2 separate regions of the Homo sapiens genome follow, and region 1 is linked to region 2. A link is a loop called in an ENCODE intact Hi-C map of the cell type or tissue named here. Cell type or tissue: endothelial cell of umbilical vein. All regions are shown on one strand. Links, peaks and the distances in the headings refer to the core of each region. The heading gives the core; the rest is flanking DNA. Region 1 overlaps SMG6 (SMG6 nonsense mediated mRNA decay factor). Region 2 overlaps SMG6 (SMG6 nonsense mediated mRNA decay factor).

Region 1 (16,299 bases), core at 5,613-10,612, 130 kb after region 2:
AGAGGTTGCAGCCAAGATTATGCCACTGCACTCCAGCCTGGGAGACAGAGCGGGACTCCATCTCAAAAAAAAAAAAAAAAAAAAAAAAAAGACAGCTATAGATGTGGACACAGAGACATGAAAACACAGACATACACTGAAAGAAACCTACTTGGGGACACATGAATCCCATACAGAGATATATATACTCAAGGATATACAGACACAAACAGGTATAGACACAAATACAGACATAGATACGGACATCCCACATGAACACATACAGATAACAACACACGTGGCCACAGTTGGATGGATGCACATGGACAAGTAAACACAGACAGACATGGACCAGGCACACGGAAAGACCCCTAGACAAGCGCCCAGAGGCAGACACACAGAACTTTGCGCTCAGATACAGACACTAAGACACACACAGACTTACAGACACACAGACAAATGGACCTAGACAAGCACAGAGTCGGACACAACCCAGACACAGATATAGACAAAGATAAAAGAAGTAACCATATGGGGTTCCACAACACTCTGTAAATGTAATTTATGTCACCGAACTTAGAAATAGTTAAGATGGCAAATGTTACATCTATCTCCACAATTAAAAAAAAGAAAAAGAAAAAGGTATACAAACACATAAACTGATCTACGTAAATACACCCAGACAGACACACAGACTCCAACACCTGCCCCCGCCCCCAATACACAAATGCTCTCTGCTATACACAAATGCTCTGAGAGATGCCAGACTGACACACAGAGACAGGGGGCGAGGGCAGGCTCATGGTGAGAAGACAGGGGATGAGGGTGAGGGCAGAGGCATGGTGAGAAGACGGAAACGAGGGCGAGGTGTAGTGAGAAGACGGGGACGAGGGCAGGGACGTGGTGAGAAGACAGGGGGCGAGGGGAGGGACGTGGTGAGAAGACAGGGCATGAGTGAATGGAAGAGAGATGTGCATGCATTCAGCCTCCCCACACGCTGCCATGCCAGGAGACAAACTGCAGAAGACAGCACAAGCAGCAGTGAGAGAGCCTTAAAGATGCAGAGAAGGCTGGGCATGGTGGGTCATGCCTGTCATCCCAGCACTTTGGGAGGCTGAGGCAGGTGGATCTCCTGAGCTCAAGAGTTTAAGACCAGCCTGGGCAACACGGCGAAACCCTGTCTCTACCGAAAAATACAAAAAATGAGCCAGGCGTGGTGGTGTGCACCTGTGGTCCCAGCTACTCAGGAGGCCGAGGCAGGAGGATCACATGAGCTGGGAGGTGGAGGTTGCAGTGAGATCGCGTCACTGCACTCCAGCCTGGGTGAGCTGAGATCATGCCACTGCACTCCAGCCTGGGTGACAAAGTGATACCCTGTTTCAAAAAAAAAAAAAAAAGCAAGATGCACAGAAAAACTAATAAGAGAAGATACAAAGTCTCACACACACATATCCACACAAATCCAGACTCCAGAGGCAGCTGCAGAGATGGTGAGTATGCACAATATGGAGTGAGGATGAGGGAACGAGAGCAAGAACAAATAACAAAATGGAGAGTGAGAGGAAAAAGAGAGTGTGAGAGGAGGGGGAAGAGGCCTGGAGAACAGGAAAAAATAACCTAAAACATCAGAGGATAGGGAAGGTATTCAAAAAAAGTTCAAATAAAGAAGAAATAGAGAGGCAGGCAGGCTGTGGGCAGAAAGAAACAGAGCAGGATGAAGAGGGGAGCTGTAGGAACACGGGCAGGCCCAAGCCAGTGGTGCTGAAGCAATGGGCAGGTCAACTCACTGCGAGGGCAGATCCAGGGATGTGGGAGGAGGATTCCAGGTGTCCGGGTAGCCGAGCATCCAATCTGACCAGACTTTGACACTGGGGAGCAGCTCCTTCAGGTCCGGGACAAAGGAAGACACCTTGATGTCGTCTTGGTCATCCTGGTCCTCAGGAGAGGACAGCTGAGCTGCAGAGGCAAAGGGTGAGAACTGGGCCTATGTCTGCTGTAGCCCCCGAGTGAGGCCTGGGGCGCTGGGACGGCAGCAAGCTCTTAGGGAAGGGAGACCAAGTCCACAGGAAAGATAGGCCCAGAAGCGAGGACAAGCGCCAGCACCTAAGAGGATTCTGAAAAGTAGGACAAAGAGAGAACCAGTGTACTGGGTCTGCCCCTGGACACAACTGCTTCTGCTTCACCTGTGGCTTGGCTGAAGCCTCTACTCTGGCCTCTAGCCCACCCTTCCAGCCTTCCTTCAGCACAGTACCAAGATGGCACCAGAGTTCTTGCCAAAACTGCATGACCTGAATTTAATCACAAGGAAACACCAGAGAAACCCAAACTGTGGGACACTGTGCAAATGCTTCATATTCTTCAAAAATGACAAGGACATGTAGGACAAAGAAAGACAGAAAAACCATCCCAAATTAAAGGACATTAAAGAGACACGATGATATCTAAATGCAACGTGTGCTCCTGCACTGGATCCCAGAGCAGAAAACAACTTTTTTTTCCCCTTGCTATAAAGAAATTAGGGCAACTGGCACAAACTAAGTAAGGTCTGTGAATGCAATAATAGTATTTTGTCAATGTTGACTTCCGATTTTGATAACCGTTGTTAAGAGAATATCCTTATTATTAGGAATATAGAGTCAAGTATTTGGGGGTAAAGGGCCCGCAACTCTGTAACTTAAAAATCAAATGGTTCAGAAGAAAAATAATAACCTTAAGTATGTGTGTATGGAAAGACGAACGTAAGCCCATATGGTAAAATGTTAACTGGGGAATCCGGGTGAAGGGTATGTAAGAGTTCTCTGCACTATTCTGGCTACTGTTCTGTAAATATGAAGTTACTTCAAAATAAAAAGTTGCCCTTCTGTCCCTAAAAAAAAAAAAGGCAGCCTCCGAAGCTGGAGGCATTCACAAAGCTGGTGCGGCATGGGGTGACAGTGGGGTCTCATTAAGTCACTAATATTGATCTAGGAGCTGAAAAGAAAGGTGTAACCTTCAGCCCTACCTTCTACTGCTACAACAATCTGGCTTAGACTTCTAAGGGCAGCCTTAAAGGATATGGGATACTGTCTCAACCTAAGGGCTAAAAATAGCACCTGCTCTATCTGGTCCAGTGAGTCTCCCATGATGGCTGGTCCACAGCGGTTACAGAACTCACCAGGTACCACACAAACAGAAACAAAGAGATAAAGGGGAAAACACAACGTCGATTATGGAAACTAACTTTTCTGGTTTCCTGAAGATGCAGGAACATGCAGCAGCTCATAGGTACAGTGAAAATCCTAACTACTAAAGGAGAAAAGAGAGAGGAAAGGGTTCTACAAAAAGGAGAAGAGGGCCTTAGAGGCAATCAGACTGTAAAAGGAAATGGGACTAGTTAGGCAGGCAAAAGGAAGAGGGGCATGTAGGTAAGAGGAAGAATGGAGACTACAGGGAGAAGACACCGAGAAAACAGCATGGCACTGTGAGGTCTGGACAAGGCCAGGCAACTGGAAAGCCCACCAGGCTGGGGACTCCTCCTGCTTACCTTTGGCGGACTCCTTAAGTAAGCAGGTGCAGCGGCGGACCAGTAGAGAAAACATGGCCAAGCCCAGAGCTGCGGCTTGTTCCTGGATCACAGAGCGGCACTCCTCCGAGAAGCAGTCTGCGGACAGGCAAATGAAACTCTCAGCGCCCCAGGCGGACAAGATGCACATCACTGGCCACGTTACCGAGCTTCCTTTTCCTCACTGAAGACTAGGGCTAGTGATATTCCCTCTCTCAGAGTGGTCATAAGGCCAAGTAGAAAATGCATGTGAAGCACTTACCATGAGGTCTGGCATATGGATATGTGTTTGATAAGATGATAAGGGTCACCTCTGTCAATTCTACATCACTTTCCCAGGAACGGTTACCTCAGGAAGGGCAGTCTGAGCTGGAGCTGCATGGTCTCTGCCTTTAGCTGCCTACTGATAATGTAAAGCCATCGTAACAAGAACTCAGATTTAATTAACTCAGTCTCTCTAGTGTATAACTAACAGGAGCACAGTCATCAGTTAAGATTGGAAAAATACACATTTAAAAATGATCTTCTGTCTACTGCCATACCACCCTGAACGCGCCCGATCTCGTCTAAAAATGATCTTCTTGAATCACCAACCTTTAGTCCCATCCTTACTTCCTCCATGTCCCTCCTCCTAAGAAAACACACATGACACAAATAACCTACTTTCATGGAATGAGTTAATTTTATGCAGAACAGTGCTTGGCACATAATAAGCACTTAATCAGTGTTGGCTTTTGTTTTCACAAATTCCTTCCCCTAGCGCTAAAAAATAAACCTGGCTCCCAATCCCAGTACCCTCTTCCCGTCACTTTTTCAGCCTGGCTAACTAACTTCCTTCTGGCTCCAGGTCACCGAAAGGAGCCATCTTTTTGGTGGGCAGAATTATTCTTTGGTGGGAGCTATGTGGCATACTCCCAAAAGCCTGCCTGTACCTACTCTTCATCACTGGCCTTCCCTGAAAGCCACGTCATCTGAACTCGAGAGGAGCTGGTGACACACAGAAGGCAGCAGTCCACCACACAGCCTCCGAGGAGGAGACACCACATACCCACAGGAGACAGAATCAGGGGCCAGGCTCACTAGCTCTGGCAGCAGCTAATCTGTGAATTCCCTCTCTAATACAGGAGAACTCTCAGAATCTCCAAGTGTTAAAAGGATAATCAGCTGAATGTCTGATCTCTGTCCCTGCCTGTATTTTAACCTCAGTAGCCAAGGGGAGCCCTCTCATCAGCTCACCAGTCTTGTCAATGGGGCCCCATTGAAGTTGTTACTCCAGGAGACAATACCCAACCACAGTGATTCCTTACCATCTTTGCCCCAGGAGCAAGTATGATTGGAGTACACAAAGCCAGCCCCAACCCACTTCTGAAAGTACTGGGTGTAAGAAGGAGCAGGCTGCTGCTCAGAAGGGCCCAACAAACGAATAGCATCCAGGGTAGTAATTCTTTGATTGTGGCTTTCCCACCAACCTTCCAGATGCCCACTGGTCCCAGATGTCACCCTCTGACTTTCCAGCTCAACTGTGGCAGGCAGTTAAGGAAGTGGTAACAATCCATGTGATTAGAATAGACCAGTCTCACTCCTGTCCTGTTAAGGCCCTAAACCTCTGTTACAAAGAAAACAAGCATGCAAGAGCCAAGAAGAGGGGAGGATGGAAAGCAGGAAAGGGGGAGATATGTAAGTTGTCAAGAAAAGTTACCAACTTCTCCCCTTCACCCTCCCCATAGGCAGCAGCACTGTCAGTACCGCCCAGCTCAGTCCAGGCCATTGCCACGCCCGGACAACATCCTGCCTCTAACTAGCAACAGAGCCGGGAAGAAGGGAGTAAGTCCAGAAAAGAGGGAGTTGGGAGAAGACAAGTGGAGGCCACATCCTGGTAGCTGATACTCTGAGTAAACATTAGTGCCTCCTCATCAACTAAGCAGAAGTTACCTGCACTCAGAAGGCTAGAAGGGATGGAGGGGGGTGTCCTGGCTCCAAGAGACTGGCATTTTATGAAGCACAGGCTACACTAAGACACTCCCATGACCCTGGACAGGGATAAGACAGGGGAGGTTTCTTTCACCAAGCCCAGTTCTGTATTTATGACAAATGGCAATCACAAGCTAGACTGTCTCTCAGAGTTCAAGGTGGGGGCTAGGGCTCAGAGGGAGAATGGCTGCTTAACAACAATGGGATCTGCGGTCTTCGTGGACTCCAGGTTGGCTCCTTTTCTAAAGGCTCCTGCAATAAGGTCTGGAGACCAGGCAAGGTAGCAACAGCTGGAGTCTCTTTGGTGTAGATCTGAAAGTGCTCAGCCACCTCCCAGGGCAGCAGCTAGAAGGCAGCTTCATGACTGCTCTGTCCTTGGTGACGGTTATGTCACCTCAACTCCCCATCCCCTAACCCCCTCCTGAAGAAAGGCTTGAAATAACACTGCCTGCTTATGTGTCTGGTCCATCTGATGCGGAGTATTAAGCAGTAACTGTTCTGCTGTAATCAAGCAGGTGGAGATTTTACAAACGATCAAGGGGGTCAGCATGTCTGAGTGTTGGTCAGGCCTCTGACTGGCCATGTTACCTAGAGCACCTCCTGGAAGGCCTGTCCTTCTCCATGGCTCAGTAGTACCTCAAGCACATACTGAGCATGTAGAATGTTCCAGACTCTGTACTAGGTATGATGGAGCACACAGTTACAAATAAAACATGGTCTCTGCAACCGTAGGACCTTTCAATAGGGTAAAGAAAATTGTTATTTATCCAAGTATCCACGGCAACTTGGATCCAGTGCCTCAAGTGAGACATGCACTAAGTGCACAGCATCTTCATGGGCTGCTCTTGGCCTCACGTAGGCTTCCACAGGCTAGAAACCGTAAGACGCTACTCCCTGAAAGCATTCACCGTTACACAAGTGGGTAGGAAAACAGCATCTAGATTCCCAGAGTCCACCCACTTTGGGGCTAGATCTAGGAAACTGGCCCTAGTCTGATGAATGCCCATATATATCCCTAGTGTTGGGCTGGGCCAAGCCAACAAGTGATGTGGGGTGGGGGAGGAAAAGGCATTGTTTGCCTTGGTATTCGCCTGGGTTCCTCTGGCTTTGTGTCAGGTAGCAGGAGCATGACAGGAGCTGAGGAACTCATTAACACTGTGAAACAGCCTTTCCCCTTCTTTCCAAAAGCAGAGACTTGCTTAAGGGTTTCGGGTAAGGGTTTTGGCTAAGGAAGTCAGACGGAAATATTTCTTAATAAGAAAGTCACCTGAGGTCTGAACTTGGTTCTGCTCCTTCCCACATGTGGGCAGGTGACCACAGCTCCTATTATTCCTATGGCCAAATACCGGCTCGGACAGAAATATTCTTCTTGCTCCTATGTAACAGGGAGACTTTCTCGTTTTTCTGAGAATATATTCATGGAAAACATAAACCAACTGTCGTCAAAGTTGCATGAAATCAGGAAATGGAGCGGCCGGGAGAAGGCTGCCATGTGGCCGGATGTTATGTATTTCTAATTAGTGCTATACATCTTTCAACAGCAAGTGTCCTTCTGCTGGGAAACACAACACACTGCCCTTGTTATTGTAACTGTCAGAGAAGTGCTTAAACAGATAATCTCCAGGAAAAGTGATAAACACGTCCCCTCTCCCACCAGTATGTGTGCGACGGTGCTGCCAAAGCAAAGCTGTGCCTGACAGCTCCAGGATGGCAAAGCATCCTCCTGCAGGAAATGGGAGTGAGGCAGGAGGGGCGGAGAGGGAAGAGCAGGGGATGGGAGGCAGGCCCACCTGCCTGGGCCCTCTAAGCCGAGCCAAGGGATGGTGGTTCAGAACCACTGCTTCTGATCAATTCCAGTGTTGCCATCAGGGAGAGATTTGAAGGAAACCAGTACCAGTGGGATGGAGTTTGGTTGGTCACAGAAAAATCTGGCAGCGATGGAACTATCAGAGTTCCCTTGGTGCACACAGCCAGTTTCCTGGCAAGAGCATAAGAAGAGTAATGAAGAGAAGACACAGGATGGATGACACCTAAGTCTGATGCTCTGATAGCAGCAGAGGGGATTCTGAGGGCACTGGGGTCCACGAGCCATTCCAGCCCAGAGAACCAACTATCTGCCTGGCTGCATCACTAAGAGCTGGAGAAAAACGCAGGCAAGACCACTTATTCACCAATTCCCTCCCCACTGTCTCCTCCCAAAGAAAGGAAATGAATGGTCAGTCACCTCCAAACTACCACCACCTGGAGGCAATTTGTTGGCCCTTATCTTTCCGACATAAGGCTGCTTTTCTCATGAGTCAGTTACCAGTCAGACACAAGGCTGGCACAGTTCCTAAGCAGCCCACCAAAACCTCCTTGTCTACAGGAAGTGGGCAGTGAGAGTATCTTTCAACTGCTGCTGCTTGAGCCACAGAGTTCCCCGTGGCAGCTGCTAGCTGAAGAGGAGGTAGAGGAAGCAGTCGCTGTATAGGAACGAGACAAAAACAAAATCTCAGAGCAAAAGCAGAGATGTCTTTTCATCATTTTATTCCCTGAGGAGCAGAACGAATGAGTCAGCAGAATCAGGCACTAATACACCCAAGCAAATTATTCATGCACAATGGCAAAACAGAGGCTGACTGAGTGTAAAGCAAGTCATAACATTTCCCTAAACTGATACAGCCAAGTGACATGGTGGAATATTTGTCCCCACCCAAATCTCACGTCGAATTGTAATCCCCACTGCTGGAGATGGGGCCTGGTGGGAGGTGTCTGGATGGCAGGGTGGATCCCTCAGGGCTTGGGTGCTGTCTATGTGGTAGTGGCTGAATTCTTGCAAGATCTGGTCCTTGAAAAGTAGGTGGGACTGCCCCACTCTTTGCTCCTGCTTTCGCCATGTAAAGTGCCTGCTCCCCTTTCGCCTTCTGCCATGATTGTAGCCTTCCTTAGGCCTCCCTAGAAGCCGAAATGCTTCCTGTACAACCTGCAGAACCGTAAGTCAATGAAACCTCTTTACTTTATAAATTATACAGTCTTAGGTATTTGTCTATAGCAATGCAAGAACGGCCTAATGCACCAAGACAAGACAGAAGAAGGTGGAAGGTAATTTCCTCCCTAGGAGCCCTCGCTGTCAGTGTTCCCTTTGGATTTTCTTCTAAAGCTCTTCTGAAAGTAGGGAAATATGGGGGCAAAGGAAATCCCAATCTTCTAACAAAATGACTTCTCCCATTAATTCCGAAAACACTTGAGTGCCCAATTGTGGAGGATATAAAGGAAAGTAGGATCCTGTCTGGGAGAAGAAGATAATCTAATAAGGAAGACAGGAAGAATACATACCTACTCAAGTAACTATAATTCAAGACAATGTACTACATATCATAAGGAAGATGGAAGTAAGATGTTTCTGTCACCAGAGGGAGAGGAAACCATTTCAGCTAGCATGTAACAGAGAAGGTTTCATGGTAGAGACCTTTATTTTTGAGACAGATTCTCACTCTGTCGTCTAGACTGGAGTGGTGCAGTGGTACAACTGTGGCTCAGTGCAACCTCTGCCTCCTGGGTTCAAGCGATTCTTCCGCCTCAGCCTCCCAAGTAGCTGGGATTAGAGGCACGCACAGTTTCACCATGTTGGTCAGGCTGGTCTCGAACTCTCGGACTCAAGTGATCCACCTGCCTCGGTCTCCCAAAGTGCTGGGATTACAGGCATGAGCCACCATGCTCGGCCAGAAGAGACCATTTCTAAGGTGGGCTGGAAGAGATGAACAATGATGGAGTTGGTGGATGCAGGGGGGACCACATGTACTACTTGAGGCACGCAAGTACTGTGTGTGCTGTGCTCTACCTGGAACCACAAAGTATAGGGCCTGCAATGCCAGAACAGGGAACATGAACTTGACTCAACAGTGAGGGAGCACTCACTCAATGTTCTTGGATGAAGCAATGAGTGAATATTTTATAAAGATTAATCTAGCTAAAGCATTTAGGACTAATTAGGGTAGCTGGAAAAAGGTAACAATGAGGGAGACCAGTTGGGAAGCTAAGAGAGCATGAACTTGTTTGAAGCAAGCGAAATTACATGTAAAGCACTCATAAAGTTTATAATGCCAAGTAAGGGTAACATCTTCTTATAATAGAGGTAGAAGAGGGAATGAAAAGCAGTGCACAGATATGAAAATTACCGCAGAAAGAAAATCAAAAGAGGCCAGGAATGGTGGCTTACGCCTGTAATCCCAGCACTTTGGGATGCTGAGGCAGGAGGACTGCTTGAGAGCCCAGTAGTTCAAGACCAGCCTGAGCAACAGAGTAAGACCCTGTCTCTACCAAAAGAAAAGAAAACAAAACAAAACAAAAAAAAAAAGAAAGAAACATCAAAAGAGGCTGGAGATAATGCTGTTGAGGGGGTACGTAGGGGTGAAGACTGCTGGAGCAGGTCAAAGACTCTCACGTGTATTCTCGGCAGGTTCCAGAGGATCCTGAAAACTCAAGAAGAGTAACAACTCACCAAACAAGATCCAAGTAAGGGGGAAGAAACTCAGGACTGCAAAACACCTGGAGGGAGAGAGGTATGTGTCAAGGAGTCCCCAGGCTCCCTCCCTCTTGGCTCTGGGCCAAGTCCTGTCTTTCCAGAACAAAGACACTTCAGGGGGTCAGAAATACTTGAGGAAGACCTAGCAAGAGGCGGCCTGGGAAGTCTGAACTGGTGCTCCCTGTGGAAGCCATTAGATATTCGGCACTTCATTTGTTTCCAATTCTTGTACGAGTACAGCTCCAGGCTGTGGGGTGACAGGCTCCTCTCTGACGTAATCAGGAAGCAGCTGCAAAATTAAGGAATCCCTCATGACATCATAAAAAGGGTCGATGGTTTACTGGGGAAAGTATAAAAATTAATTACATATTCCCACATGACACCCTTCCCCTAAATCTGTACACACCCTCTCCCACCTCCACACATTCTCTCATCAACAACATCCAGAAGCCACCTCAATGGACAGGGTACAAAAGGGCAAACAAAACCCAGAGAAGGTTCTTTGATGCACTCACACTGTCTGCCCACCTATTTGGAACTTAACAAGCAATACCTTGTCCTGGAATTGTTATTCATACAGTAGGTTTCCTCAACAGAATTATAAGCCCCTTGAGGGCAAGAGCTATGTCAAGACTTCACATCCTTGGAAATCAGCACCATAGAGAGGTTCAAGAAACATTTGCTGCTCATAATAGTAGGCACACTTGCCTCTCTCACTTTGGATCTAACCATGAATGACATGATTCCACTGTGGCCAGACATAATAACTAAGACATTTTGAGACCTATGTTAGGCAAACAATATTTATATATATTATCTCAAAGCTTTACAAAAGGATTGCCTGAGTATTATTCTCCTTTTTGACATTTGAGGAAACAGGCTCAGAGAGACTAAATGACCTGCCCAATAACACAAGGCTAGAAAGTGCCAGAGCTGGGATCTGAATCCAGTTCTGTCTGCTCTCATGCCCACATTGTTTGCATATCTGATTTTCACACGCCCGTGACTCAAGTGTCACACTCCCACTGCTCCTCTCTCCTTTGCTATGAACATGAAAAGCTCAGACTACTCCAACCACAGTGCTGCACAAAGAGCTCAGAGATGATGACTGTGTGGAAGCCAAAATGAAAAACATGCCATCGTTTACAATAGTGACAAAGAAAATGAAATATTCAGGTATAAGTCTAACAGAACGTACGGAAACGCTATGCTAAAAATCTGAAAATGCTGATGAAAATCAAAGACAAAGCCAGGCATGGTGACTCAACGCCTGTAAACCCAGCACTTCAGGAAGCTGAAGCGGGCAGATCACCTGAGATCAGGAGTTCGAGACCAGCCTGGCCAACATGGTGAAACCCTGTTTCTACTAAAAATACAAAAATTAGCTGGGCGTGGCGGCGCGTGCCTGTAATCCCAGCTACTCGGGAGGCTGAGGCAGGAGCAGGGGAATCACTTGAACCCAGGAGGCGGAGGTTGCAGTGAGCCGAGAATGCGTCATTGCGCTTCAGCCTGGGTGACAAACTCTGTCTCAAAAAAACAAAACCCAGAAAATAAAAGACAACCTAAAAACTGGGGAGAGTTACCATGTTCATGAACTGAGCAACTCAGCATTGTAGAGATGCCAGTTAATTGTTTAACGCAATTGCTATCAAAATCTTAGGAAGGTTTTATGTAGACAATAGATCTATAGGTTTAACGCAACAGCTATCAAAATCTCAGGAACGTTTCACGTAGATAAAGACAAGCTTATTCTAAAGCTTATCTGGAAAAGCAAAGGATGTAGAACATTTCAAACAATTCTGAAAAAGAATAAAGCGGGAGAAATCGTTCTCCCTGATGTTAAGTTAATGAAGAAAGGGGCCGGGCATGGTGGTTCATGCCTATAATCTCAGCAATCTGGGGGACCAAGGCAGGACTGCTTGAGATCAGGAGTTTGAGACTAACGTAAACAACATAGCAAGACCCCACCTCTTCTAAAATAAAATTAAAAGGAGGAATATCTTTTCAACAAATGGTACTGAAGCAATTAGACATCTGTATGCAAAAAAACAAAGCAATAAAACCTTGACCTAACTTTCACACTTATACAAAAATTATCTCATAATAGATCGAAGACTTATATATAAAACATAGGACCATAAAACTCTTAGAAAAAAATGGAAGAAAATCTTCAGGACCTAGGACTAAGAGTTCTAAGACTTAATGCCAAAAGTACAATCCATAAAAGGAAAAACTGATATACTGGATTTCATAAAAATTAAAAACTTTTGCACTGCAAAAGACCCTGTAAAAAGATGAAAAGGCAAATGATAGGCTAGGAAAATCTGTTTGTAAACCACATATCTGCCGAAGAACTAGTAACCAGATTACATATAAAACTCTTAAAACCTGGCCAGGCGCGGTGGCTCACGCCTATAATTCCAGCACGCTGGGAGGCCAAGGTGGGAGAATTGCTTGAGCCCAGGAGTCTGAGACCAGCCCTGGCAACATAGCAAGACTGTGTCTCTAAAAAAAAAAAAATTTAATTAGCTGGATGTGGTAACATTTGCCTGTAGTCCCAGCTACTTGGGAGGCAGAAGTGGGAGGATCACTTGAGCCTGGGAGGTCAAGGCTGCAGTGACCCGTGACAGTGCCGCTGCACTCCAGCCTGGGTGACAGAGACCCTGTCTCAAAAAAAACAACACATAAAGAAAAATAAACACAAACCAAAAAACAAAAAACCTCTCAAAACTTAACAGTAAGAAAACAACAATACATTTAGAAAATGGGCAAAAAAAAAGACAAACCAGATATTTCATCAAAGAGGATATACAAATAGAAAATAAGCACAAGCAAAGATGTTCAATATAATTAGCCATTAGGGAAATGGAAAATAAAACTACAGTGAGATCTCATTACATATCTATCAGAATGGCTAAAATAAAAAACAGTACCACCACCAAATATTGGTAAGGATGCTGGGAAATTGGATCACATGTACGTTGCTGATGGAATGTAAAATGGTATAGCTGCTCTGGAAAATAGTTTGGCAGTTTCTTCTAAAACTAAAAATGCACTTATGATATGATCCAGCAATTGAACTCTGGGGCTTTATCCTGAAGAAATGAAAACTTACGTTTAGAAAAAAAACCAGTATATAAATGTTCATAGCAGCTTTATTCATAATGGCCCCAAACTAGAAACAACCCAAATGTCTTTCCACAGGTGAATGGTTAAACAACTGTGGAATATCCGTACCAGGGAATACAGGGAATACTACTCAGCAATAAAAAGGAATGAACAACCAATACGTGCAGTGAGTTGGACAGACTCCAGGAAATTACGCTTAGTGAAAAGCCAGCTTCAAAAGGTTATATACTGTACAATCCCATCTATATAATATTCTTGAAATAATATATTTATAGAGATGGAAAACAGATTAGTGGTTGCCAGGGGTTAGGATTGGGGGCTGAAAGGCGGTAGGGATGGTTCTAAAGCATAGAGCAGGAAGGAGCTTTGAGTGTTGGGAAAGTTCTGCATCTTGATTATAGTAATAGTTACATGAAGCTACATGTGTGATAAAATTGCACAGAACCCCACACACACACGCACACAAGTGCAAGATAACTTGTGAAATCTGATTAAAGTCAGTGGATACCAATGTCAGTTTCACGATGTTGATATATACTAAAGCTATGCAAGACATGAAAAATGGGGAAGGACGGGTGAAGGGTGCATAAGACCTCTCTGTACATTTTTAAAACAACTTCCTGTGAATCTATAATTATTTCAAAATAAAAAGCTTTAAACAAGTAAACACAACAAAAAAAGTAAACCCAAGTAAAACCGAAGAAGATCTGACACAGCATTCCAGAAAGTTTTACACAGAAAAGGGTTACTCAGTCACTTGGGGGATACTTTCTCAATTAACAGTAGCTGATTACCCTGTCCAGATGCTGGAGCCCCTTGTTCTCATCTTCTGCTGCCTGGCCTGAGCTGGTGGAGATGCCCAGTTGCGGCTCCTCACCAGCTTACACAAGAAACTGTCAGGGGCAACCAGAAGGAAAATAAAATAAAATTAAAAAAAAAAAAAAAAAAAAAAAAGAAAAGTTCACTGAAGACAGAACTTCTGTCTAAAGAATAAGGAGTATAGCAAGAGAACGTCATCGTCAAGGCCGTGAATCACTGGATCAGTAAATTCCACAGCAAGCAGCACAAGATGAAGGTGATGAGAAAGTGAAGAAAGATGACGAATGAATTGCAGAAACTGAGCGAGCAGTTAAAAAATGTTCTTGCTTCTCAAAAATAAGGTACACATCTCAAACCAATGGTATGCACATTCTTCAAGAAAGGGCAGTCAGAGGAAAAAGCGGCTTCAAACATGAGTCTGAGTACTGTTTTCTTCATAAAGGAAACTACTTAGGCATTTTTGGTGTTGCTTTGGATTATCAATCAGATGGATATTAAGGTATTTATTTTTGGCCAGGCATGGTGGCTCATGCTTATAATCCCAGCACTTTGGGAGGCTGAGGTGGGAGCATCACTTGAGCCCAGGAATTCGAGACCAGCCTAGGCAATACAGTGTGAGACCCAGGAGGTTGAGGCTGCAGTATTGTGGAGTGATTATGTCACTGCACTCCAGCCTGGGTGACAGACCAAGACCCTGTCTCAAAAAAATAAATAAAAATAAATAAATAAATAAATAAATAAAAATAAAAAAGATTTAATTTTGATTTAAAAAAATATTTTTGTAGGCCAGGCACAGTGGCTCACACCTGTAATCCCAGCGCTTTGAGAGGCTGAGGCGGATGATCACTTGAGGCCAGGAATTCGAGACCAGCCTGTGGGCCACCGTGGCGAAACCCCATCTCTACAAAAAATACAAAAATTAGCCGGGTGTGGTGGCGTGTGCCTGTAGTCCCAGCTACTTGGGAGGCTGAGGCAGGAGAATCGCTTGAACCCGGGAGGCGGGGTTGCAGTGAACTGAGATTGTGCCACCGCACTCCAGCTTGGGTAAGAGAGCACGATTCTGTCTCAAAAAACAAAGGTTTGTTTTTTTTGTTTGTTTTGAGATGGAGTCTCACTCTGTCACCCAGGCTGGAGTGTAGTGGTACAATCTTAGCTCACTGTAACCTCTGCCTCCCGGGTTCAAGCGATTCTCCTGCCTCAGCCTCCCGAGTAGCTGGAATTACAAGTGCCCACCACCACACCCAGCTACTTTTTGTATTTTTATTAGAGATGGGTTTCGCTATGTTGGCTAGGCTGGTCTTGAACTCCTGACCTCAAGTGATCCACCCACCTCGACCTCCCAAACTGTTGGGATTACAGGAGTGAGCCACCGTGCCTGGACAAAAAAAACTTTTTGTTTTTTTTAAGTGCCAGCAGTAAATGAATTTTATTTTAGGTAAACTTTGCTGAAAAGTGGAGACTAAAAGGGATTCAACCTGCATATACCTTTTTTAAAAACGTGAATTTAAGCCCTGTATTCCTTATTTTTTTTAATTATACTCTAAGTTCCAGGGTACATGTGCACAACGTGCAGGTTTGTCACATATGTATACATGTGCCATGTTGGTGTGCTGCACCCATCAACTCGTCATTTACATTGGGTGTATCTCCTAATGCTATCCCTCCCCTTCCCCCAAACCCACGACAGAAAAAAAAAAAAAACTTTTTGTAGAGACAGGGTCTTGTTTTGTTGACCAAGCTGGTCTCAAACTCCTGGCCTCAAGTGATCCTCCTGTCTCAGCCTCCCAAAGTGCAAGAATTAGAGGCATGAGCCACTGCACCTAGCCCTAGATATATACAAACAGACACACATACACACAATTTAATTTAATTTTATTTATTTATGAATGAGACAGGCTCTCGCTCTGTTGCCCAGGGTGGAGTGCAGTGGCGCAATCATAGCTCACTGTAGCCTCAACTTTCCAGGTTCAAGCAATCCTCCCACCTCGGCCTCCCAACCTCCTGGTCTCAAATTCCTGAACTCAAGTGATCCTCCGGCCTTGAACTCCCAAAGTGCTGGGATTACAGGTGTGAACCACCACACCCGGCCCATTATTTATTTTTTAATTGGCAGCATCAACTGCAATACTCTGATAAATAGCCCCTTTGCCAATGTATCTGTAATTACAAATCAAACATTTTCTAAAAAGTAGGTGATTTTATCAGAATCAAACATGTTTGCTTTTCAAAAGACAAAATGAAAAGGAAAGCTACAGAAAATTATCTCACTGGGAGAAAATAATTGTAAAAGATACATCTGACAAAGGACTCAGAACTGAGGTATATAAAGAACTCTTTCAACTCAGCAAAATAAATA
Region 2 (16,299 bases), core at 6,966-11,965:
TGAGCAGCTGAACGCGCACGTGGAGGCTCACGTGGAGGAGGAGGAAGCGCTGTACGGCAGGGCCGAGGCGGCCGAAGTGGCCGCTGGGGCCGCCGGCCTAGGGCCCCCTTTTGGAGGCGGCGGGGACAAGGTCGCCGGGGCTCCGGGTGGCCTGGGAGAGCTGCTGCGGCCCTACCGCTGCGCGTCGTGCGACAAGAGCTACAAGGACCCGGCCACGCTGCGGCAGCACGAGAAGACGCACTGGCTGACCCGGCCCTACCCATGCACCATCTGCGGGAAGAAGTTCACGCAGCGTGGGACCATGACGCGCCACATGCGCAGCCACCTGGGCCTCAAGCCCTTCGCGTGCGACGCGTGCGGCATGCGGTTCACGCGCCAGTACCGCCTCACGGAGCACATGCGCATCCACTCGGGCGAGAAGCCCTACGAGTGCCAGGTGTGCGGCGGCAAGTTCGCACAGCAACGCAACCTCATCAGCCACATGAAGATGCACGCCGTGGGGGGCGCGGCCGGCGCGGCCGGGGCGCTGGCGGGCTTGGGGGGGCTCCCCGGCGTCCCCGGCCCCGACGGCAAGGGCAAGCTCGACTTCCCCGAGGGCGTCTTTGCTGTGGCTCGCCTCACGGCCGAGCAGCTGAGCCTGAAGCAGCAGGACAAGGCGGCCGCGGCCGAGCTGCTGGCGCAGACCACGCACTTCCTGCACGACCCCAAGGTGGCGCTGGAGAGCCTCTACCCGCTGGCCAAGTTCACGGCCGAGCTGGGCCTCAGCCCCGACAAGGCGGCCGAGGTGCTGAGCCAGGGCGCTCACCTGGCGGCCGGGCCCGACGGCCGGACCATCGACCGTTTCTCTCCCACCTAGAGCGCCCCTCGCCAGCCCGCTCTGTCGCTGCTGCGCGGCCCTGGCCCGCACCCCAGGGAGCGGCGGGGGCGGCGCGCAGGGCCCACTGTGCCCGGGACAACCGCAGCGTCGCCACAGTGGCGGCTCCACCTCTCGGCGGCCTCACCTGGCCTCACTGCTTCGTGCCTTAGCTCGGGGGTCGGGGGAGAACCCCGGGACGGGGGTGGGATGGGGTAAGGGAAATTTATATTTTTGATATCAGCTTTGACCAAAGGAGACCCCAGGCCCCTCCCGCCTCTTCCTGTGGTTCGTCGGCCCCCTCCCCCGGCTCCGCGCTGCTCTTAGAGGGGGAGGGGTGTCACTGTCGGGGCACTCCTAGCCCTACCTCCGGCCCTTGCGACCACACCCATTCTCACTGTGAATCTCCCCGCTGGGGTCGGAGCGTCGGGCAGAGTTGGGGAGTGGGGAGGGGACTGAGCCGGCCGGAGGGCCCCCCGCACCCCCGCTCCCACCCACCCCGGGACTGATAATGTGAAGTTCCTCATTTTGCACAAGTGGCACTAGCCCCAGGGCCAACCCTTCCTTCCTCAGTCACCAAGGGCGGGGAGTTCTGGAGTCGGAAGGCGAAGAGCCTACCACCAGGTCTCCCACTCCCGCGGTGCCCTCCCTTCCCTTCCCTGCGGCCCCGGACCATATTTATTGCATGCGCCCCGGCGGCCCCCCATCCCGAGCCCAGGCTGGGCTGGGCTGGAACGCGGTCTCTTTAGCTCCCTCCTCTTCGTTTGTATATTTCCTACCTTGTACACAGGCTCTTCCAGAGCCGCTTCCATTTTCTATACTCGAACCAAACAGCAATAAAGCAGTAACCAAGGACCCCGACCCCGCTGCTCTCTTCTGCCCCTGCACAAGGACCTGGATGGGCTGCGCCCGCTGGGTGGAGGAGCCAGAAAGGGCCACCCTCACACAGGTGCAGAGGCTTGGACCTGCCTCCCTCCCCAGTCCCAGAAACAGATCAGCAAGAGGTCAGGTATGTTTCATAACTAAAAATTTATTAAGGAAACAAAACCAGTGCTGCAAACGGGACAGAAAGGAGAGCTGGGTCTCCCTCCCGACCACCCAGTCATCGGCCTTCCAGCTGGGGAGAGAATCTTAAAGGAGAGGCCGGGGACCCTGTACTCCAAAGAGCCCAGTCTTCTGAGACTCTAGGGGACTCCTACCCCCAAACTACTGGCCTTGGCTCCCCTACACGGTACCCCATCGCTTCTGGCATAGTCCTGGGCCTCAGGGAGGGCAGAGCTGCGCACCCATCCTCCAGGCAGGCTGTGCAGTCAGGCCATGGGCTCTGGGGTATCCCCCACTGGTCCCATTAAGATTTGCCCCTGGCTCCACCGAAAACCCCGTCTTCCCCTAAGTTGTCCTTGTCTCTGGCCCTGGGTTTCAGGAACTCATTCTTGGTAAGGAAGCCTCCCCACTGAGGTACCAGCTAAAGGGGCAAGGAAAGGGCCCCTGTGTCAGTGTCAGTTTTTCCGGGGAGTGAGGGCAAAGCTAGAAACCAGGTTAGGCGACGGTGCCCCAGCACTGGAATGCCTCAGGCTGGGCTGTCCACGCCTGGAAGTTTCTCCCAGCACAGGAGCCGAGGGTGGAAGGCCCTGGGTGGGAGACCTGTACTAGGTTCCTGCCATGGGTAGTAGAGAGGGAAAGTTCAGAGTGAGAACCCCTATGACGAGGAACCGCGGTGAAGAAATGAAGGGGATCAGGGAGGTGAAAAGGATCAACTAGAAGGGGAAGAAGGGTGAGGGGCTATTCTGGAGGGAGGGTAGGCGGGCAAGGAGGGGTGAAGGGGGAGCTGAGGGGAGTCAGGACATTTCCTGAAGAGGAAGCTAGACGGAAAGAAAGGCCAGTGAGGAGAGAGGGAGCAGGTGGAGGCCACCCGAGAGCACGGGCCTGAGACCAGATGCCCCTTTCCTCTAGACTCATGACTGTCCACGGGGACGCAACTGGCGAAGTGTGAGGGACCCAGGTTGATAAGGGCAGGAAGAGGAGCAGCAGGAAGGGTGTGTGGTAAGTCTGGGGTGGATGGTAGAAGAGGTGGGGGCCCAGGGCTGCTGTTAGGGACATGCTGTCTAGAAGCCGACTTGGGTTCATGGGCGAGTCCAGGCCTCAGGGAGACTGGGGACACACACCCTGGGCACTTCTTCCTGACTTAACCAAAGCCTCTTGAACACATTCACGACAGAGGTTCTGAAGATGAAAGGGAACTGTGATTTCACTGCATCTGACGGAAACTCAGAACCCCTGCCCTGTCTCCACTGGAGAAAGTGGCTGCGTCCCCAGGCGAGAAGGCCCTCCCTCAGCCTTGGAATGAGACGGGGGAGGGAGAAAGGCTGAGAGCATGGGCGGCCTATCTGGCTTGCCCAGCTGCTGTTGCTGTAGCCAGCCACCTCCCTGCTAAATCCTGGCAGCCCAGGAGGGTCCCAGCAGCTTCCGCCCGATCCTTGGGAGGGGCTCTGTGAGGAGCAGGTCCCCCACAGCATGGCCGTGGCGTGGGTTGGAAGAGGATGGTTTATTGTCTGGGTGGATTGGTGGCTCAGGCACGTGGGCATCTTCCGTGCTACACTGGGCGCCTGGTGGCCTTTCAGGAACGGTTCCACGGGGGGGGGGCCCCAGTGTGGCTCCCTCAGCCCACCTGGGCCCACGTGAGGAAGGCTGGGATGTCCCGTACAGGAACATTCCTTGTGAGCGCCTTCACACGCAGGTTCCGGTCATCCGTCAACAGCACCACCTCCCGCAGTAGCCGGATTGGCTCCTCTGTGGGCATGAGAGAGCAGAAGGCTGTCACTGAGGACAGGAGGCAGAGGGCTGGCTGCTCTTCTCACCCTGGAGAATGTGGTCCTGGGGAGGGGGTGCCACGCTAGCCGTGTCTTGGCTCTTCTACCAGTCCTTTCCTCCGTCCGGGCTCTCAGCCCCGGGGACCCTCCCCTGCTGGCCTAGAGAGGGCTGCACTGGGCTTCTGCCTTGACTCCGGCCTCCCATACAGGACTCTCTTCTGCCTAGTTCCCAAAAGCTGCCCAAACCCGTCAGCCTCCCAGGACCCTAAACTGAGGGAATAGAAGCAGCCCCTTGACCTCTACTCCTTTTTACCACATGGCTGGCCCCCAGATCACAACACCGCTCTCCCCACACCCCACTTTTTTTTTTTTAACAAGTCCTCTCCCTCTAAAAGCCAGCAGGTTGAAGCTTTACGCATCCAGAGGCAGAAAACTAAAGATGGAACAGAAAATGTATCCAGGGTTTTCCAGATGTGGGGAGAGGGGTTAAGGGAGCCCTGAGGAGAGGAGAGGGTAAGGGTCTTGGCAGAATTGTGCCAAGGGCACACCAAGGCTTTGGCCAACCGGTCGCCCCTGCTAAGTAACAGTAATCCATGTATACAGGCGAAAGTCTCTAAGAGGACAGAAGAGTAAAAAGGAAGAGTAGAGTTAAGATGATGATCCCAGTTCTCCGTCTTGTACCCCAGGGAAGACCTGTGTATCCTTCCAGGTTTCTTTAGGCACATTTACAAGTACATACACTTGGACATATAACCTTTTTTTCCTACAGCATCATGATCATATTAGCCACACTTTCAGAGTATATACTTAAAAGGTCTTGCTATAGTGGCACAGATATCTTTCATTCTTTTTAGATGACTTTTTTTTTTTTTAAGCACAGTCTCTCCACTACCTCTCTTTCCCTAACTCCCTAATCTTTAACACATTGGAGAGAATTTAAGCCAGGGACAAGCACTCACACAAGTGACATCCCTACCCTGACAGGCCTGCTTGGGTGGCAGGTCTACTCGTCAGTCCCAGGCTGGGCATTTCCTGACAGAGGTCCAGGTCCGGCAGACAGCAAGGCACAGGAAGTGTCCTGCTGTGCTCACTGACTGCGTGGGCTGGCGGGGGTGGGGGGCTGCAAATATCCATGTCGGACCTGAGCAGTCTCAGGCTTGCCAGCTCCAGGCAGGGAGGCTGAGAACTGGCTTTCAGCCTGGGGAGGAGTTTGGAGGATTCGGGAGGGAGAGGTTTGTGGGGTTGGTGGTGGCGAGAGAAGAGGACAGGAGGAAGGAGAGTGTGAAGGGAGGCAAGGGGCTGTGGGCAGAGGGGAAAGGAAGGTGGCCTCGGGTGAGGGGATACTCAGAGACTACTCAGCTGCCTGGGCCAGGCCCCTCTGCAGATAAGTGTGGCTGGGGTGGTGGTATGCAGGGCTGTGTGGGGCTCCCAGCTGACTGGCTGCGTCTGTAGCAGCCCCACTATTCCTGCCCTGGGCCTCAAACCAGGAGCGTCCCAGGCCTTAGGTCAGCTAACCAAGGCCCGACATTGCTGGCAGGGGTCTGCAGGGGTTTCTGTGGATACTTTGACATTTTTCACAATAAACATCCTCTGTTTTGACACTGGTAACTTCACTTTGTTAGAAACCAGAGACTGTCATCTTGTCAGGCCCCATCCGCCATAATCCACATGATTTTAAAATTCAACATCGTTTACACATAAACATTTAGTGACGGTTTCTCTGTGAATCTGACAAGTTAATCTGCTAAGAATTCACACTGACAAATGGGCTTTGATTACACCAGCCATTGCTGATGTCATTCTGATAGGGGCGGTCCCCCGGATGGCAATGGGTTCCTGTAGGCTGTTTGGGGTGAAGTCGGGGGTGGGAGGACTAGTAGGACCAAAGCCAAAATGTGTCCGTTCTGAGAAAGAAAGTTCTGAGGCTGGGGTGGGGCCCAGCAGTCCTGGAACCACACTTCCCAACAAGGCCTTCAGCAATCCCGCCTACCTTTCTCTCAGGAGGTACCCCTCTAGGAAGCTCAGGCTTGCCAGCTCCAGGCAGGGAGGCTGAGAACTGGCTTTCAGCCTGGGGAGGAGTTTGGAGGATTTGGGAGGGAGAGGCTTGTGGGGTTGGTGGTGGCGAGAGAAGACGACAGGAGGAAGGAGAGTGTGAAGGGAGGCAAGGGGCTGTGGTGGGCAGAGGGGAGAAGAAGGTGGCCTCGGGTGAGGGGATACTCAGAGACTACTGAGCTGCCGGGGACAGAACATAACCTCCTCTGTTTGGCTCAGCCAGGTCTCCTTTTATCACTTTAATGCTCATATCTGGTCCCAAGGGATATGGCATGCAAACCTGGTGGCAGGACAGGACCTCTCTTGAGTAGCGGCTGTGGGCTCGTAACCAGCCCCTAGTAAAGAGACTCATGCAGGAGTGAGGGGCTGTGTCTGTATGGGGAGAGGACGCAGGAGAGAGTCAACTCCCAGAGCAGCCTGAACACAAGGGCTAGAAAGAAACACGCACAGAAAGGAGAGAGCAGCAGAGACGGAAAGGCAATGACAAGAGACCACTTATAGGTAGACAGAAACGAAACGGTGAGAACTGCCAGCTCTGCAGATGACACAGAGCTGGCAGGTCCTAGGAATTCCTTCCAAATGAAAAAAATGCCAGAATCCTGGGAGCCAGGAGCAGAAAACCCTAGTGTCATTGACCTGTGGGGTGAGGCATGAAGGCCAGCTCAGGGTTGAGGGTGAGGTGGTCAAGCGCTTGGGTGAGAAACCCAGAGTGGGCCTTTGGCCCAAAGATGAGATTCTGCTTACCCCAAAAGGTCTTGAAAACCGGGCTGAGGGCTCAGTCCTCAAGCTCTCACCAACCTCAAACTCTAGCCAGCCTTCAAAGTGCTACAGCTTGTGACCAAAGAGACCAGGAAGCAAAGCCCACTATTCACTGGGGAAATGCCTCTGCCCCAGGCCTGAAATAGGGTAAACACTCAGGGGTGAACAGAGAAGGTAGGAAGGTAAGCATGGCCAAGAAAGGGAAGTGTGCCCCAGGGACCCCTGGGGGGCTGCCCTCAGAGCTGCAGAGGGCTGGGCTCGGGAGACCATGGCCAGCACCAGCTACAGTGAATCATAAAGACATTCTTGCTGTCAGACGGAACTCACTGAGGACACCCAAGAAAGGAAACGGATGCATGCGGGGTGAAGAACCTCGCGGCCTAGGGCTGGGCTTCCTGGGCTAGGCTCATCTCTAGTTGGCCCAGGGTGCACCTGGCATTCCCTGGGGCTGGGGGAGCCAGGACAGGGAGGTTGGGCCTCAGGCATACATCAGCCCTGAGCACTGATTCCTTAGACTTCCCAGGCCAGAGTCAGTGGAGCCCTTCTCAGGGGCTGAGGATGGGTAGGATGAGGTAGGGCAGTGGGGATGGAAGATCCCAAGGCGGAGGCAAAGCTGTACCTTTGCTGGCGGGCATGAAGTCCTTAGCCTTGTCTTTGCAGTAGTGGAGGCAGCAGGACAGGATGAGATCATCGTTGTTACCCTGGAGGAAGACGTGTGTGAGAAGCACCACTGGGCAGAAGGGGGCGCCATGTGGAGGAGGAGGAGGGATCCTCTGCCTCGGGGGCCCTGGGCAGGGCCACCTCCCCGATCCCTCCCATGCATGCGCTGGCCCTGCCTGGCCTGATCTGACTGTGCTACGAGTGACTTAGGGGAGAAGGAACTCCCCCACCTGGGCCTCCATGGTGGCTGGCCCTCAGCTGCCCAGGCTGATGGGCCTCCTTCAGCCCTTCCTTCCTGGAGACCTTGTTCTGGAAGCTGGCTGTGGGCTTTCCCTTCCTGCCACAGGGTCTCACCAGCTGGCCAGTGATGTCCTCACTGCGGAAGGCGATGGATTCGAGTTCATTGCCACGGCTGGTCAGGGCTCGCAGGCAAGAGTCCCGACTCTCGAATCGCTGCTCGAGGAACTCGATGGACTTGCGGGCCTTCTCTTGTACCACACGGGCGTAGCCCCCAGCCCGGTGGTCTGTCTCCTGCCCCTTGGCCAGGCCGTCCAGCTCATTGATCACTGATGAGATAGAGCCCCACAAGGTATCAGCCTCAGCAATCAGCTTTCATCCTAGGCCTCTGTCCATTCACTTTCCCAGCCAACACCTTCCCAGACCAGAATCCATCCTTCCCCCACAGGAGTCTTCCAATGAAACTAGGGCCGGAGGGGAGCTTGTGGGGGCAAGAAGTGTCTCGAGATTTCACAGGGCTCTACTCCCTTTCTGTCTCTTCTCCTGGGCCCTGCCCTCCTCTTGGGAGGAACTTAAAGGAATCTTCTGGAGCTGCTGTATTTAGAGGAAGAAATCTGGTCCCTCTATTGCATTCCTTGGTTACAGGACTCACGTGAAAGGGTCCCTCAGGAGAGTCCAGGGTATGCAGCAGCTCGAGGGAAAGGGAGGCGTCCTTCCTTAACTCCTTGGGCCCACACACACTGCAGTCCAGGAGGGGTAAAGTTCTACCCCCAGCCCCACTGGTGGAGTGCAGGGAGGTCACCATGGAGGAAGGGGCAGTCACAGCCTCATTTGCAAGGCCCTGGTATTTCTCAAGACCAGAACCTTGGCACATCTACCTTCTCTGATACTGCACGTGTGTGTGTGCGCGCACGTGTATGTCTGTGTGCGTGTATGTGTCTGTGTGCGTGTGTACATGTATGTGTGTGTGTACATGTGTGTATGTGTATGCGTGTATGTGTGTACATGTGTGTATATGTCTCTGTGTGTGTGTGTGTGTGTGCCTGTCTGCCTCCCTATGTGTCTGGGACATGGCTTCATTTTCTGGTGAAGATTCTTTCCAAAATTCCAGCCAAAAGCCTGAGGTCAAGTGGGAAATATGTGCTCCTCGGGGGCTCTGGGAGAGTTTGGGGTCTGAGGCCTCTCCTTAGCGCAGTGATTCATGGCTCAGGGAGCCGGCGTGAGCATGCTGTTCCATGGTGAGCCTGGCACTCATTGTCTGGGTATTCGGAGACACTTTCTGGAAAGGGCCCATGTGGGAATACACACACACACACACACACACACACACACACACACACACACAATGCCCATGCTTTCGGCACCCTGAGGCTGCAGTGTCCACACAGTGCATGGCTGAGGTTGGGAAGCAGTGGTAGATGGGTGTATGGTACAGCAAACAACATCAAACAGGAAAAACGGGTATTCTATCCCAAAATCTGCTTTCCTGCTTCCAAACTAAACAGGCTTCAAAGAGGAAGCTTGTTTGTGCTTCTGCACCAGGCGGGGCTTCTCCACGCTGGGGTCAGGTCTGCGGAGCACAGAGCAGGTTAAAGAGCACCAGAAACAAGAAGGGAAAGCTGGCGGCTTAACCCTTTGCTGCTCTGGGCACAGGACGTGAGTCTACCAAGGAAAGCATCAGTAAACAGGAGCCCTCCTCTTACAGCCTCTGGGAGAGTCCAGGAGCCTGCCCAGCTGAGGCAGGTCCAGAGAGGCTGGCCTGTATGGCTGTAGCACAACTGTCAGTTCCCAGCACCCTTAGGCGTCGTCTCTTTGTCCTGCATGTATCTGCTGGGTTTTCTCATGCGTTTGCTCCCTCCCCACCGAATCCGGATTTCCTTACTAAACCCTAAGCTCCTCAGGGCCAAGGGCTACAGCCTGCCTTTCACCGGATCAAGAACAAGGAGACTCAGCCCACAGCCTGGGGTACGATCAGTCCTGGTGACAAAAAACCCTGGCAGCCTGGGACGGCGTCTGAGGCACCTTACGGCTCTTAGGGGGCTCCTGAGATGTCCACAGCCTCTTTCAGTTGTACCCTTTCCTGACCATCTAGCAAAACACTTTCTTTCCCCTGAAAAGCTCCTGGGTAGGAAAGCAGAGAGACATATGACCCGGCAAGGCAGCCCGCCCCAGCGAGGAGAAGGGAAAGCCTGGGACAACGTGATGGTTCTGCTGCCCTGCCTTGGTGACAGAAACTGTTCTACTGTTGAAGAGCAGAAAGCCTTCCCTTAGGTCTAAGGGCCTGGATTTAAGAGGTTCTGGCCAGGCCACATGGGGAGGGGAAGGAAGACGGGGAGGGTGGAGGCAGGGAGGAGGGCTGCTTCGGTGCCAACATTCTCAGGTGGTGCTAACGTGTTTCCCACAACCCCCCAGGGTTCTGCAGCCTCTGCAGGGGCGGATGTTTCCTGCCCTTTGTTTCCACCCCCATCTGGCACTAAGACACTTGGGACTGGGAGGGAAGGCCCAATGGAACATCTTGGCATGGATGTCAAAGGTGGCTTGGCAGGCAGACTGCCAGTCTGGTGGCTTTTCCAGAAGACAAGGCTCTCAAACTTGCTCCAAGTAGCTGCTGAGAAGGGGATGTGCAAACGCCTGGGCCTCCCAATCATCTCCTAGACTCTCTCCCTCCACAGAGGCCATCAGCTAGATATGAGCCCAGAGCCCAGAGCCCACCCTGAGGCTGACCCACCACAGAGCTCCAAGAACTAAGGGTACCCAGACGGTCCCGTGGAGACGGCCCAGCTGGGCCTCTCTGGCTAGAGGGTGGGAAAGCAAGCTAGCTGGGTCCTGAGATGCTGACCCTGCACCAGCACCAAGGCCCAGACAGTGGTAAGGGCCCAAGTGGTAGGAATCCACAGGCATGAGCCAAGGGCTTGCTCTGGAGGGTTCCTGCTGGCCTAGCCTTAGGGTGACACTGGCCAGAAGAATGCTACCTCGAACCAACAGAGTGATCATGAAAAGCTACAAGACAATCAGACCAAAGGCATCTAACCACTTCAAAATCCTCCCAGCCTCCCTGCCAGACCACCCAGCAGCACTGCCGTTATCTGCCAGGGCTGAGTGTTTACCAATAACGGGAACCAGCTTTGCTGTTTTACTGCAAGCTTTATAAGGATAAAAACAAGGGCTGGGCTCATGCAGCCTCTGGTTGCTGGGACACAGGAGTCCATTTGCTCAAGCAGTTTAAGCCATGGATCAGCCATGAGAATGTGAACTACTTTGATTATTAAACAGTTTTCTTTGCCCCACGCGTTCCCTACTCCCCTGCAAATCCCATCTTACACACGCACAGCAGGGCTCTGCCTGCCTGGCCCCCAGGCCGTGGGGCGTGTGTGGAGGGGGCTGCTGTGCACATGCAAGGCCGCTCTGCCCTTCCCGCCTGACTCACCGATGAGGGGCACCACCAGGATGTACTTCCTGCTCTCCAGCAGCCGCGCCAGACTGGCCAGGTGGTCAATGAAGCCGTTGGTGTCTGGTACGAGGAACAAAGGTCTGATTTCGAGCTCCATCTGCCTCATCTGACTGTGGTCCTCCAGGACAGCCTATGGGGACAGAGTGGTGAATGAGCCAGACAGCGAGCAGGCAAGCAGGTGGGTGAGCCAGGGCCCTGACACTACGGTGTGTCAGCATCCTGCCCCTAGGAACCTCTTCCCCTCCACAGTAATAACCAGTCCCCGTCGGGTCTCAGGGATAGGCCCAAGGGCTGAGCATAGCACTGCAATAAAAACAGAGCTCAAGGGGCCCAGGGAATGGCATGGGTACAACCCTGCCGAGGGCTGAGAAAGGATCCTGAGGATATTCAACATAACAGGTCTCTCAAAGTAAGACTGGGACTCAAATTCAACAAGGGAGAATTAGGTTCCTTAGATATGAAAGTGGTTTCACATACATTATCTAGAAAGCCTACAGAGGAGGTACTTTTCAATCTAGACATGAAAATGCAAACAGAATCTGTTATTTTGACTTACTTCACTGTGTAGCTAAAACAAAACAAAACAAAATAAAATATACCCTGGGCAACATGCTGAAACCCCGTCTCTACAAAAAAAAAAAAAAATTAGCTGGGTGTGGTGGCACACGCCTGTGGTCCCAGCTACTTGGGAGGCTGACATGGGAGGATTGCCTGAGCTCTGGAGGCGGAGGCTGCAGCGAGCCGAGATCACACCACTGCACTCCACCCTGGGTGACAGAACGAGACCCTGTCTCAAAAAACAAAAACAACAACAACAAACAACGAACAATGAAGTTGAACTCAAAGGCTATACAAAAAAGTGATACTGACAGCTAATAATACGAAATTCTCCTGCAGCAGCAGCCGAAGTCCGTGCAATGTGATGAATTAAGACTCAACTCATGTGTCTGCAAAGAGCAACACCCAGGTCGATCACAATGGCCCACCACCTTGCCCTTGACCAGCGCAGTTTCCTAAACACGGGTCTTTTCTGTTCTACCTCTGCTCCTTTGCCACGAATCTGTACCAGCTACACTATTATTTACTCGACGTTTTTCTTTAAACTGACTTTGTCACTTTTTTTCTTAGCCTCTTCTTCAGCAACCATATCGTGGTACTAAGCAATTGACAGCCTAGTCATATGCTTACTAGTGCAAGCTAAACTGCCAAACAAAAAGTAGACAAAAGAATAAAAGCAGAAGAGTCTCCTTGGCCCCACTGTCCCACCGCCTCCTCTAGCACCTCTCACCAAGCACGTGGCCCAGCGCTTGCCTTCCCTGTGGACTTTCACATTTCTCAGGGAAGTTCCCGAGAGATGCACATTTGCAAAAGCCTGATTTTCTTCTCTGACAGCCTTACACGTGTGGCAGCGGCCCTTCGAGACCGGCTCTGGGTATGTCTGCCACTACAGAACATGGCCACTACTGCACTGCTTCCTCTTCTGGGGACCATGGCCAAGAATCGAACTGATCTGCTGGCATCTGCCCAGACAGCATGCTCCCTGAGTAGGGAGGTGGAGGGCACCCACACAAACCTGGCGGGGCCAGGAGGGCAGGTCCCAGCCCTGTCACACCCTCTCATGGCCTTCTGCCACAGAGCAACTTGCAGAGACCCAGATGCAGGCACAGGGCTGGGGAAGTGGACGTGCGTGCCAACCGAGATGGGGCCCACAGTGCTGGTCCTGGCCACCAACAGTCAGTGAGGAGGCTGCTCAGGTTTCACTGACAATGACAGTAAAACTGAAAGGGCATGCCTTCAAATGATGGGGGTGGCTTCTCTGTGACCTGCCAGGGACCTCTCCCTATGAGTAAGTTGTTGCTGCCACTGCCACCACAGCTGGTAAAGGCACAGGCTACAGAACGCTGGCAGGCATGAGAAATGCAGCTCAGGGGCCCGCTCTGCTGAAGTCTTCCTACTGATCTCACCTCATGAGAGCAAGGTGCCACTACTGCGGGCTACCTTCCCATGGGAGGCGGGGTCACTGACCCTCTACATAGGGCTGCCACCTAGAGGGTGACAGGCATTCCAACAAACCTGGCTTGGGCAGTTTGTAAGAACAGGAAATGGTCCCTGCTCAGGTTCAGTAAACCCCTCTGCCCTTTCTCCTCTTGCGGAGGAGCATCAGCACTCTCGTTCCTCATTTCTCAGGCCATGCGCTCTCCGTCTAGCTCTTCTGTTGCCAGGCATGCTCTCCTGGTACCGTGGCTCTCAAATCTGTCTTTCTGGGTGAGCAGGGACAGAACAAGCATGGCTTAGGGAGACGTGGGAGCAGTGGCAGCTGGAGTGACAGGGGCTGGGGGTCCGGCTCTGCACTGCGCCTCTGCCTCTGCCTCTGCCCCGCAAGTCCACTACCATCTCAGTTCTCCTGCCTTGAGAAACAACCGTCCAGCCTGGTCTGACTCTATCAAGGAAGTGGCTGCCATTTTTTTTTTTACCCTATGTGAACAGTCAGCTCCTAAGCCCTGGTACCATCCTACCTCTATTGCTGGCAATTAGGCAGGAGAGCCTTGAAGCCAGGTGGCTGAGGGATGCTGGGGACAAACTGAGCCTACCTGTGTGTTCTGATGGCAGGACAGAAGAAAAATCTAGAAGCGAGGTCCAGAGACGCTCTAAATTCCCCGGGTTCTTAGCTCTGGCTTGCAGCTAGAAAGGTGAATAGGCCGCAGCCTTTCAGAGGGGGCTTCCCTGGGTGTGGGGTGGGGCCAAGCCCCGTGAGGGTGGTCAGAGCTGTGCTGCCATCATCCGGTCCCAGGGACGCCCGCAGACAACTTCCCTTAACCTGGCTCTGCCCAGTGAGTCACCAAACAACTGCTTCCTGTTCCCCGCATGCCCTCATGGAGTCTCAGGAGATGAGATGAAGCTGCTCCCTTTTCTCCTGGGGTACCGGTGGGCCTCTGGGCGGGGGGGGTCACACCTGGGTCACAAGACTGGCTCAGTCCCCTTAAAAAGAGTGGCAGGCGGAGGAGGGCTTCGGAGTCCACAGGCACCCTTCTACGGGTGTCTGCATTTCCGGCCCTTTCTGAGTGGCGCTGTGTGTGTGTGTGTGTTTAGCATCTGCCCTCCCAACTTTTCCAGATTTTACCCGTCAGATTCCTGGCAGCTGTGCACGGCGCCTGTGCCGGCCGTCACGTCCCATTCCGATCTCTGGGTCGCACGGTAAGAGGAGGACACAGGATGCGCAGGGAGTGAAAAAGTGATGTCGGTGGGGAGAGTGCCAAGTCCCCACTCGCAGCCATGGGACACTTGGGGAGCAGGGGAAGCATGCCGCTGCAGAGTTCAGAGGCCGGTAGTGAGGTTTATTTTTGTTTGTATGAGTAAAAAGCTGCAGAAGCCTCTGGTGGGGGTGAGGGGGGTGCAACCGGAATGCTGTGGTTCAGACAGACTGGCCCTGGCATGGAGTCAAGCGTGCTGACCCGGAAGGAGAGTTCCACAGGAACCTTCTAACAGCAGCTGAGGTTGGGCCACAGTGATCCCTGGATAGTGCCCTTGGAACCCAAGCAACACACGGACACTCTGAATCAGGTTGGTAGCAATAAGGACCCAAGTTGGCATAAAATGTGGAAGAAAAAAATAATTCTGTTTCTGGAAGGTGCTAAGTAACTAACTTTCTCTAAGGTATGGGAGTTTCCTGGAGCAAGCTGGCAGAGAACTGGGAAAGAGATCATATACAATAATACCTAAGGAGGAAGCTAACAGGCTTGGGTCTCCAGGAAAAACTTTTGCAGGTTAAGTTCCTTCTCTACGGTGGAGATGATCTTATGATGCTTACCGCTGCAAGCTGAGACACTGAACATTACAAGTAACAGCAATTCAATGAGCTGACACAGGAGGTGTGGCACTTGGAGAACCTGGATCATGAAGCAGAGCAAGACCAGGAGAGGGCCTTCTGAGGTCTTCCTTCTGCTTAGGGGCTCCCATAGGGAGTGCGGCTGCTTCCTTCCCTCTACAGGGTGAAGAATCATTCATCCCTGAGCCTCTCTGGCCAGAGCAATGTCTTCAACAGAAATTAGAAGCTTTGTAACACAGGAAATTTCCACATTCACCTTATATATGAAAGTACCTAGCAAAGTGCCTGACACATATTAGTAACTCAATAAATGCCAGCTTCCTTTCTTCCTTCCTAACTCTATTTTTTATTTTCTACATATCCAGAGCATAAATATCAGGGGGAAACCACCAGGAAATAGAACTGGGGATGAGGAGGGGTGGAGCAGAGGACTACTGATGTGTTTTTTTTGTTTTGTTTTGTTTTGTTTTGTTTGAGACGGAGTCTTGCTCTGATGCCTATGCTGGAGTGTAGTGGCGTGATCTCGGCTCACTGCAATCTCTGCCTCTCAGATTCAAGCGATTCTCCTGCCTCAGCCTCCCAAGTAGCTGGGATTACAAGCGTGAGCCAACACGCCCGGCTAATTTTTGTATTTTTAGTAGAGATGGGGTTTCACCATGTTGGCCACACTGGTCTCAAACTCCCGACCTCAGGTGATCCGCCCGCCTCGGTCCCCCAAAGTGCTGGGATTACAGGCGTAAGCCACTGTGCCCAGCGTTTTTTTGTTTTGTTTTGTTTTGTTTTAAAGAGACACGAGTCTCAGACCAGGCACGGTGGCTCACGCCTATAATCCCAGCACTTTGGGAGGCCAAGGCGGGTGGATCATGAGGTCAGGAGTTCGAGACCAGCCTGGCCAACATCGCGGAACCCCGTCTCTACTAAAAATACAAAAATTAGCTGGACGTGGTGGCTCATGCCTGTAATCCCAGCTACTCGGGAGGCTGAGGCAGGAGAATTGCTTGAACCCAGGCAGCAGAGGTTGCTGTGAGCCGAGATGGTGCCACTGCACTCCAGCCTGGGCAACAGAGCGAGACTCCGTCTCAAAAAAAAAAAAAAAAAAAAAGAGACAGAGTCTCATCCAAGCCTGACCAACATGGTGAAACCCCATCTCTACTAAAAATATAAAAATTAGCCAGGCGTGGTGGCACGTGCTTGTAATCCCAGCACTTTGGGAGGCAGAGGTAGGCGGATCACTTGAGGTCAGGAGTTTGAGACCAGCATGGACAATATAGTAAAACCCCATCTCTACTAAAACTACAAAAATCAGCCGGGGATGGTGGCACATGCCTGTAGTCCCAGCTACTCGGGAGGCTGAGGCAGGAGAATCGCTTAAACCCGGGAGGCAGCGGTTACAGTGAGCCGAGACCATGCCACTGCACTCCATCCAGCCTGGGTGATAAGAGCAAAACTCCATCTCAAAAAAAGAGAGAGAGAGAGTCTAACTCTGTCACTCAGGCTGGAGTGCAGTGGTGCGATCACAGGTCACTGTAGCCTGAAACTCCCAGGCTCAAGTGATCCTCCCGCCTCAGCCTCCTGAGTAGCTGGGACTACAGGTGTGTGCCACCATGCCCGCGCTTCTGATTTCTATGAAAAGACTTATTGTATATATGTA

Evidence for each region. Hi-C counts contacts between places; a loop is a spot of excess contacts. Peaks named below come from ENCODE experiments on the same cell type or tissue, not always from the same donor. Only the 100,000 strongest peaks of a DNase experiment are listed, where the experiment ranks them.
Region 1: it touches region 2 in a loop (4-fold over the local background); 1 of 110 quality-filtered maps calls a loop at or near these places.

Annotation. Positions count from the first base shown.
Region 1 is chr17:2,184,897-2,201,195 of GRCh38, forward strand. SMG6 (SMG6 nonsense mediated mRNA decay factor) reads right to left here. Exons shown (of 19, transcript NM_017575.5): 11 at 3,503-3,619; 12 at 1,767-1,935. It also overlaps the pseudogene RN7SL624P. Among named protein-coding and RNA genes, the nearest start is that of SMG6-AS1, 100 kb to the left of the region's middle. RefSeq lists an enhancer at 9,785-10,286. In endothelial cell of umbilical vein, for the core only: no CTCF peak of the experiment used is centred there; DNase peaks (open chromatin) are centred at 6,475, 7,055 and 7,815; H3K27ac peaks cover 3,216 bases.
Region 2 is chr17:2,057,980-2,074,278 of GRCh38, forward strand. SMG6 (SMG6 nonsense mediated mRNA decay factor) reads right to left here. Exons shown (of 19, transcript NM_017575.5): 16 at 10,799-10,952; 17 at 7,489-7,700; 18 at 7,094-7,175; 19 at 1,864-3,643. The coding sequence ends at 3,513. HIC1 (HIC ZBTB transcriptional repressor 1) reads left to right here. Exons shown (of 2, transcript NM_006497.4): 2 at 1-5,262. The coding sequence ends at 856. It overlaps LOC107984988 (a long non-coding RNA gene), which reads left to right and starts at 13,617. Exons shown (of 2, transcript XR_001752757.2): 1 at 13,617-13,741; 2 at 13,937-14,985. RefSeq lists silencers at 1-87, 98-147, 378-697, 718-807, 7,172-7,334 and 2 more and enhancers at 183-685, 6,356-6,525, 7,132-7,885, 12,250-12,469, 12,790-12,849 and 1 more. In endothelial cell of umbilical vein, for the core only: a CTCF peak has its summit at 7,223 (motif pointing right); DNase peaks (open chromatin) are centred at 7,222, 9,772 and 10,902; H3K27ac peaks cover 4,907 bases.